Regions from separate parts of the Homo sapiens genome. Here region 2 is linked to region 1. A link is an interaction called in ENCODE POLR2A ChIA-PET data of the cell type or tissue named here. Cell type or tissue: PC-9. All regions are shown on one strand.

Evidence for each region. Peaks named below come from ENCODE experiments on the same cell type or tissue, not always from the same donor. Only the 100,000 strongest peaks of a DNase experiment are listed, where the experiment ranks them.
Region 2: POLR2A ChIA-PET joins it to region 1 with 12 read pairs; 1 of 35 experiments calls an interaction of 5 or more read pairs at or near these places.

Annotation. Positions count from the first base shown.
Region 1 is chr11:74,784,302-74,788,301 of GRCh38, forward strand. The region is part of intron 1 of RNF169 (ring finger protein 169); the gene reads left to right. Among named protein-coding and RNA genes, the nearest start is that of RNF169, 37 kb to the left of the region's middle. In PC-9, no CTCF peak of the experiment used is centred here; a DNase peak (open chromatin) is centred at 2,330; H3K27ac peaks cover 324 bases.
Region 2 is chr11:75,338,646-75,342,645 of GRCh38, forward strand. All of the region lies in intron 1 of ARRB1 (arrestin beta 1), which reads right to left. Among named protein-coding and RNA genes, the nearest start is that of MIR326, 5.5 kb to the left of the region's middle. RefSeq lists enhancers at 1,876-2,739, 2,103-2,292, 2,740-3,603. In PC-9, a CTCF peak has its summit at 1,265; a DNase peak (open chromatin) is centred at 2,106; H3K4me3 peaks cover 715 bases; H3K27ac peaks cover 1,757 bases.

The DNA.
Region 1 (4,000 bases):
TTTTCAGTTCATGACATGTGTTGTATGTGTGTGTTGGGAGGTCTCCAAGACCACCCACAGGTTCACTGATTTGCTAGGGGGACTTAAAGGACTCAATACGTAGTTGTATTCTGTGCTGTGATTTATTACAGTGAAAAGACACCGAGCAAAATCAGTAGAGGGAGAAGGTGTGTGGGACAAAGTCTGGGGAAAACCCATCACAAGCTTCTGAAGTCCTCTCTCAGTGGAGGCACACAAGGTGTGCTTAATACCCTAGCGAGGAGTTGTGACAACGTATGAAATGTTCTCAACCAGGGAAACTCGTTAGAGACTTAGTGATTGGGGTTTATATTAGCTGATCACATAGGCACCCTCTACCTAGCATGTGCTAGAATTTCAGATTCCCCGCAGGAAAGCAGATGTTTGGCATAATTATATTGTTTCTGTAGTTTAGGTACAGTGAACAACTCATCAGTTAAGGAGGGTGGGAACCCTCCTAACATCCAAGTTTCTAGGCACCAGCCAAGGGCAAGCCTTGGAAGCAGGCCTTTTTAAGGATAGACATCTTCTCCCACTGATGTGTTAGAAAGAAAGAAAAGGATAGACAGGCCTGCTGTGTCAACTCTTTGCTGTGTATGTGTACGTGTACATGTGTGCACTTGTGCATATGCATGCATGCAACATTTAGCATAGAGTGTGCTTTTCATTAAACGTTAGCTGTTTTTACTTATTTATTATGGGGATTCTTCATTGGTTACTACTACTGTTACTTTTAATTGTGCTCTTCCGCATTCCTATGAGGTAGCTTGGCCGGTATTTTGATCCCCATTTGATAGACAGGAAGACTAAGGCAAAGAGAAGCTTCAACATGTATTTTTATATATATATATATGATATATATATATGATATATATATGATATATATATATGATATATATATGTTATATATATTATATATATGTTATATATGTTAGATATATATGTTATATATATTAGATATATATATGTTATATATATTAGAGATATATATATATGTTATATATATTATATATAAAATTTCCCAAGGCTCCATCATTCAAGTTTTGACATTTCTAAATACTCTCGCTTAATTGACAGAGCAGGTATCTGAACCTAATGTTACGTTCTTTTTGCAAGCCCACAAAAAAAAAGTGAGGATTTTTTTTTTCCTTCTTAGCATTTTTAGAGGGTACAGCTAAGATAGAACGTAGGATTAAATGTTTAAGTTAATATCACTTTGGACCAATTCACAACCTTTTATGCTTAACTGTTTTAGTATTCAAGAAGTACTTTACTTTCTATGTAATTTTTGAGCTTTTGGGCACGGTGTCATTTAATATAGCACAGTCCTGTTGGGGCAAAAAATGATCCTTAAAGCATTAAACATTGTTCATCTTAATCCAACTAAACTGATTAATATCAGTACTAATTTTGGTGACTGTAAATTAGTACCCTACCTCTACCCCTGCACATCACCTTTTGCAGTCAAACAAGCCAGAGGCATAGTAAGATTTCAGTCATTATGCTGAGTTCCTCCTTGGTCTTATATGAACTTTGAGATTTCTTAATATCCCAAAGTGAATTTAACTTTTCATGTAATATATGTATCAAAGTAGTTGGAACATTATCTTTGTTTTCTTTTCTTTTTTTTTTTTTTTTTTGAGACAGAGTCTTGTTCTGTCCCCAGGCTGGAGTGCAGTGGCACGATCTCAGCTCACTGCAAGCTCTGCCTCCCAGGTTCACACCATTCTCCTGTCTCAGCCTCCCAAGTAGCTGGGACTACAGGCACCTGTCACCACACCTGGCTAATTTTTGTATTTTTAGGAGAGACGGGGTTTCACCATGTTAGCCAGGATGGTCTTGATCTCCTGACCTTGTGATCTGCCTGTCTTGGCCTCCCAAAGTGCTGGGATTACAGGCGTGAGCCACTGTGCCTGGCCTGTTTCTTTTTTTTTTTTTTTTTTAAGAGTTGAAGTCTTGCTCTGTTGCCTAGGCACAATCATGGCTCAGTACAGCCTCAAACTCCTGGGCTCGAGCAGTCCTTCTGCCACAGCCTCCTGAGTAGCTGGGACTATAGGTGTGCACCATCATGCCCTGCTAATTGTTGGGGGGTTTTTTTGTTTAATTTTTGTTTGTTTGTTTTTTGCAGAGATGAGGTCTGTCTGTGTTGCTCAGGCTGGTCTCGAACATTTGACCTCAAGAGATCCTCTCACCTTAGCCTCCCAAATTGCTGGAATTATAGGCATGAGCCACCACTCCTGGAGATTATCTTTGTTTCTTATAGATTGTACCTGCAAGTAAATTGAACCAAACCACAATTTAAAGAATGCTGTCCCACCAGTACCAGAGACAATTTTATACTCAGTAAATTCTGCTGCATGCCACTCTACTGGCTAAAATAGTTTGCAAAGTGTTTTTACTCATATTGCACTCATCTGATCCTTATAATAACCTGTGATGATGGGTATTCTGATTTTACAGAAGAGGAAGTTGAGACTGACTTATCCAAGGCTCTCAACCTTCTAAGTTGGGGATCAGGCTTACTGTGTAAAAAATGAAAATGTTAAGCTCTTGAAACATTTTGTACTAAATATCAGTGAAGTATTTTGGAGAAAGCAAATTCTCCAACAGTAAGTGAAAATTACCATTTCTACCAGGCTATTGCTAAAATATTTTTGGTTTCTTGTGTTGGATAGTATACTTATTTATAAGCCTGAATAAGATTATGCTCCTTATGTTGCTTCTCAAATAAAAATAAAGATTTAGAATTTTTAAAAAGCAGATCTGAGAAGAATCTTATGCATTCTACCAGAAGAAAATATGATGGAATTTGTTATTGTATCTTGGCCTAAAGGAAAGTCTTTCCAAACATAATAAAAAACGCAGAAGCCATAAAAGAAAAGTTTGATTAATATAACTACATAAAAATAACCACTATAAACAAAGTCAACACAATTGATACACCGGGAAGAGTATTGCTAGTCATGTAACATAAAGCTAATTTTTCTTAACAAATCAAGAAGAAAAAGTTAATACAAGTAGGAGTAAGGAAATGCATATGCATTTCATATCAAAGGAAATGCAAATTACTCTTAACCATATAAAAACACTCAATTTCACTCATAAAATATAAGCATATAAAATGCAAAATTTCATCTGTTAGATTAGCAAAGCGAAAAGGTTTCAGCACTCATGGTGTTGGAAAAGATGTGAGTAGATCGGCTTCTTGGGAGGCTTAAGGCAGAGGGATCTCTTGAGGCTGGGAGTTTGAGGCCATAGGTCACTATGATTATGCCTGTGAATAGCCACTGCACTCCCTCCTGGGCAACACTGTGAGACCTCATCTCTAAAAAAAGTGAAAAAGAGGTGTGAGGAAATGGCACTCCCATGCATTGCTGGCGGGACTATAAATTGATATAGGCTTCATGACAGAGGGGCAATTTGGTGTTCCTCTCAAAAAGCATGTATCCTTTGACCCAGGGGTTCTGATTCTAGCAATTTATCCTATGGGTACATCTGCAGACATGTAAAATGATATATATGCAAGATATTCATTACAGCATTCTTTCAATAGTCTCTGGAGATTTAAACTCACCTTGTTGCCTGTATTTAGAACTTTTTATTCTTAATATAATTTTATCTTCTCTCTTTTTTTTCTTAATCAGTTTTACTAGAGACTGATTTATTGGTTATTTCAAGGTACCATGTAAAAAATTGAATCAGCTAGGGTTGTTAGTTGCAATCGACAGAAATCTACTCTGGCAAATTTAATCAGAAAAGGAATTTATTGAAAAAGAATATTAGCCCAAAATTACCACCTTGGTAGGTAGAAAACTAGGCTTGGAAAATGGCATCCAGGATCAAAGAGCAAAGTCTGTGTAATACAAATTCTTTGAAATTTTTTGAAGCATCTTTATGACCTAATGTATCATCAATATTTTAAATTGTTTGCCTTAAGAGATATGTATTCTATTCATTGGGGGTTTATATATACATAAACATA
Region 2 (4,000 bases), 550 kb after region 1:
TGGCTGAATTGTTTCAAGTATGCACAGTGAATCACTGCTGTACTGAATCGCTGCTGTGGAACAGTCAGCGCAGGGAGAAACGACAACGCATATTAATCACTTGATTATGATGTGTAATCATTTTTGTCATTTTTAGAATGTCAAAAAAATCTGTTGCAAAAAAAAATCTCCTTATTGAGTTTTAAAACGTCTGTAGGTTTCTCCCAGTACCCTGGGGCAATAGAGACCCATCATAACATCAACCAGTGATGAGCCCTGCTAATGTGCTGGGTGCTTTAATTAGCACAGCTGTAACCGAGAAAGGATGAACACATTATCTCCAGAGGCTGGAAAACTTGCCTACAGACATGCAATTACTGGTAAAGGGGAGGGGAGAACCCCAGCCTGCTGCCTCCTCTCCACCACTCCACGTGGCCTCAGTGTGCCCAAAGATAGCCCTCCAATCTGTAGAGACCAGCGCACATGGCCCCTGGCTGCCAGCCCCAAAGCCTGGAGCTGTTTCTCCTAAGACATAGTTTCTCAACTGTCTCATGCCCATGGGCTCCTCTGGGAAGAGCCATCAGATCTCTGCAGTGTCTCCTGGGCTAGAGGGAAGCTTTCCTCTCCATACCCTCAGGACAGTAGACCCTGGTTTCCAATGGCAGGTTTGCTGAGCCCAGTGTCTCCTGATATACCCACCCCATTTTCTTTCTCCAGGCAGAAACACTTACTGTGATGCCCTGTGGCAGAACTTTCACTTTTCACCCTAGTTTTTTTGTCCTCAAGCAGTCTGCATTCCCAAGACACTCCTTACTGACAGCAGATGAAACCAGTGCCTGACACTATGCCGGCACATAGTAGGTTTCTCAAGTCTGCTGAAGGAAGTCAGTCCTGGATGAAAACACATGTCACAGAGATACTGCCAGGAAGAGTACTACCTCTGGCTCACACAAACGCACTTTCCAACCAGGTCGTGAGTCCCTACTTCTGGGGAGCTGCCTCTGATCCTTAACCTCTGGCCCTGTTTTGTCCCTGCTATAAACAGATGCCCACTACCCCTCTTCTGGCAGCTGTTGAGATCATCTATTTCCTCTCTCCCAATACATCTGAGCAGCATGAGGGCAGAGACTTGTCTGGGTCCTCTTCATATTTCAGGTGCCCAGCACAGGGCCCGGGGTGTGGCACAGAGAGAAAGCTTTGTTCCTTGGAACCTCCTCAGGAGGGCAGCGATGGCCTAACAGAAACGATATAAGCTAACCCTGAAAACTCCTAGCCCGAGGCCCGGGGAGATAGTGTTCCATGTCATGAGGTTTCTTGCCACCCAGAACCTGGGAAGGCCAGGCCCTCAACTTCGGAGAAAGGGCAGCCTCAGGCGGGAGGCAGAGCAGAGCTGCTCCATAAATCCCCTTCCCACTCGGAGAGAGACACACCACTGGGACAGGCCCGGCCACTTCGGGACATGCCTTGAGTGGAGGGAGAAATGTTTGTGGAATTGAATGGAACAAACTGTAAAATGCTAGCTATTTGTTCCTCTGGCTGCAGAGGCCAGTTGCCCTCTGGGGGCAGTTTGCAGGCAAATTATCTCAGGACGAGGCCTGTTTCCTCTAATGAGGCTTCCCCGCTTTGCAGCTCTGCTCCCAAGAGAGTTGGAGGGGACAATGCTCAGAGCCAACCCCAGAGGCCTGCACTGAGGAAGCATACATGGCTCACCATTCTACACAGTGTGGGCGGCACTACCACTATCCAAGGCAGGGGGATGCTCCCCACGACCTTCTGGGTGCAGGAATTCTGAGCAATGCAGCACCTCCTCCAAGGCCCCTCTGGGGAAACAGGGAGGAAAGGAGCAGGGAGGCATGCTCAGTTATGTAACCAGCTGCCTTGGAGTCAGAGTCCCTGGCATATCTCAGCCCAGCACTACGAGGAGAGGCTGTGGGGGCTGGGGGTCTTTCTTCTCTTTTGCTGCCTCCTCCAGACCTGGCAGACCCTGTAGCAGGCGCTGCTTTCCAAGTGCCTGAGCTCCAAGCAGGCACCTCCTACTTGGGGTTGGGAACCAGGAAAGCTGTTGTTTTCTGAGTGTGTGAAACAGTGGCCTGCTGGCTCCCTTGGCAGAAAGCCAGGCTCGGGGCTCTGCACAGGGGTGAGGGTTAAGAAAGAGGAGCCTGGGGCCAGGATGCCAAGGGACTTCCCTCCACAACCGCCCCCAGCTTCCTGCTCCCCAATCTCTCCCCACTTCCTCCTAGAGAATCTGCCGTGGGTGAGGGGCCAGAGGGGAGTGGCGCCAGCAGCCCCAGCACCACACTGCTGCTGCTGGCCCTGGGCAATCTCACTTCCCTTCCTGCCTTCCTTGGAGCTTCTCCGCTGGCCGGCACAGCCCCCACTCCCTGTGCCCCCACCCCCGCGCACTCAGCTGTGTACACTACCCTGGACCATGGAAAAGAGGGATGAAAGAGGAGGAAGGGGACATGGGAGAGGGAAGGAGCTGAGATCCACCCTCAGTCTTGAATGATGATGGCTTTTTTGTTGTTGTTGTTGAGACAGAGTCTCACTCTGTCACTCAGGCTGGAGTACAATAGTAAGATCTCAGCTCACTGCAACCTTCACCTCCCGGGTCCAAGCAATCCTCCCACCTCAGCCTCCCTGGTAGCTGGGATTACAGGTGTGTGCCACCACACCTGGCTAATTTTTGTATTTTTAGTAGAGACGAGGTTTCACCATGTTGGCCAGGCTGGTTTCGAACTCGTGACCTCAGGTCATCTGCCCACCTCAGCCTCCCAAGAGGCTGGGATTACAGGCGTCAGCCACCATGCCTGGCCGACAATGGCTTTTTATGAAGCCCTTACCCTCTCTGCCCACAGAAACCCCATTAATATTATTATACCTATTTCCCAAAGGAGAAAACTGAGGCCGGAGAGTTTAAGACCCAAGCTGAAGGTCATGGAGCTAGCAAGTGAGCAGTAGAGCAGAGTCTGCCTAACTCTGAATTCCAAACTCCAAACCTCCTGCCTCTAGCTCTGGGAGCCCCTCCTCCACACTCTCTGAGGGTGCTACTTGGGCAATTCCTACACAGATGGAAATGACACTGCCCAGCCCTGGGGAGGGAGCCCTCGGCCTTAAAGAGTCCCTCGCTGAGGACTAGTTTGGGAACCACAGGACAGTCCCAAAGACAGGACCAAGGCTCAAGGGCAGGACATGCTTGGGGAGCCAGGTGGGCAGACTGCTGCTCCCAACTGTCTTCCCTTCCCACCCAGTCTAGGCTGGCTCAGACTCCTACACTGTCTGCCACTTCCAGAAGGCAGGGCTGCCAGAGGCCAAGCTGTCCCGCCAGAATCACACTGCTGCTCACGCCCTCTCCCCTCCTAACGAGAGAAGGAAAGGGTCCTAGGGAGGAGCCTCTAGGCCAAAGCCTCTCCTACTTCCTGCTTGACACATAGAGAAACTGAGGCCCAATGAGGAAAAGCAGCTTGCCTATGGCAGCACAGGGACAGTGAAGAAGTGAGATCCCTGTCTCCCAGGCCAGAGCCCCTTCCCTCCATTCACCCCACTTGGGTGCTCTCCTCAGATGGCACCTTTGGGCATCTGCCCACTTCTCTCCCTCTTTCTCACCTTCCCTCTGCACTTCCTGCTTCCCTCTCCGAGCCCTGCTCTGCAGACCCATTTCTGAGCCTCCCCTGTTACATCTCCTCCCAGCCTCACCACCTCACCCCCCTTCCCTCTGCTCTGGGCCAAGGAGCAATGCTTGGGTGGTTTAATTAGCTGATTATGACCGCAGCCTGCTGGATGCAGTGCCCAGAATTCTGTCCCCAGTAATTAGGTGGGTTCTGAGTACTTGCCCAGTGGGGAGCCGATGGGGAGCTCTGTGCTCTGCCAGCCAAGGGAGGCTGTCCAGCTGAATAAAGAGCTCCTTGATCACCGGTGGGTCATCGGAAACCATGGTCCCCTCCTCAGGCCGGGTCAAACCACACTGGAGGGACTGCAGCCAGACCCAGATGTCCATCCTAAGGAGGGACTCCCTACTCTCCCA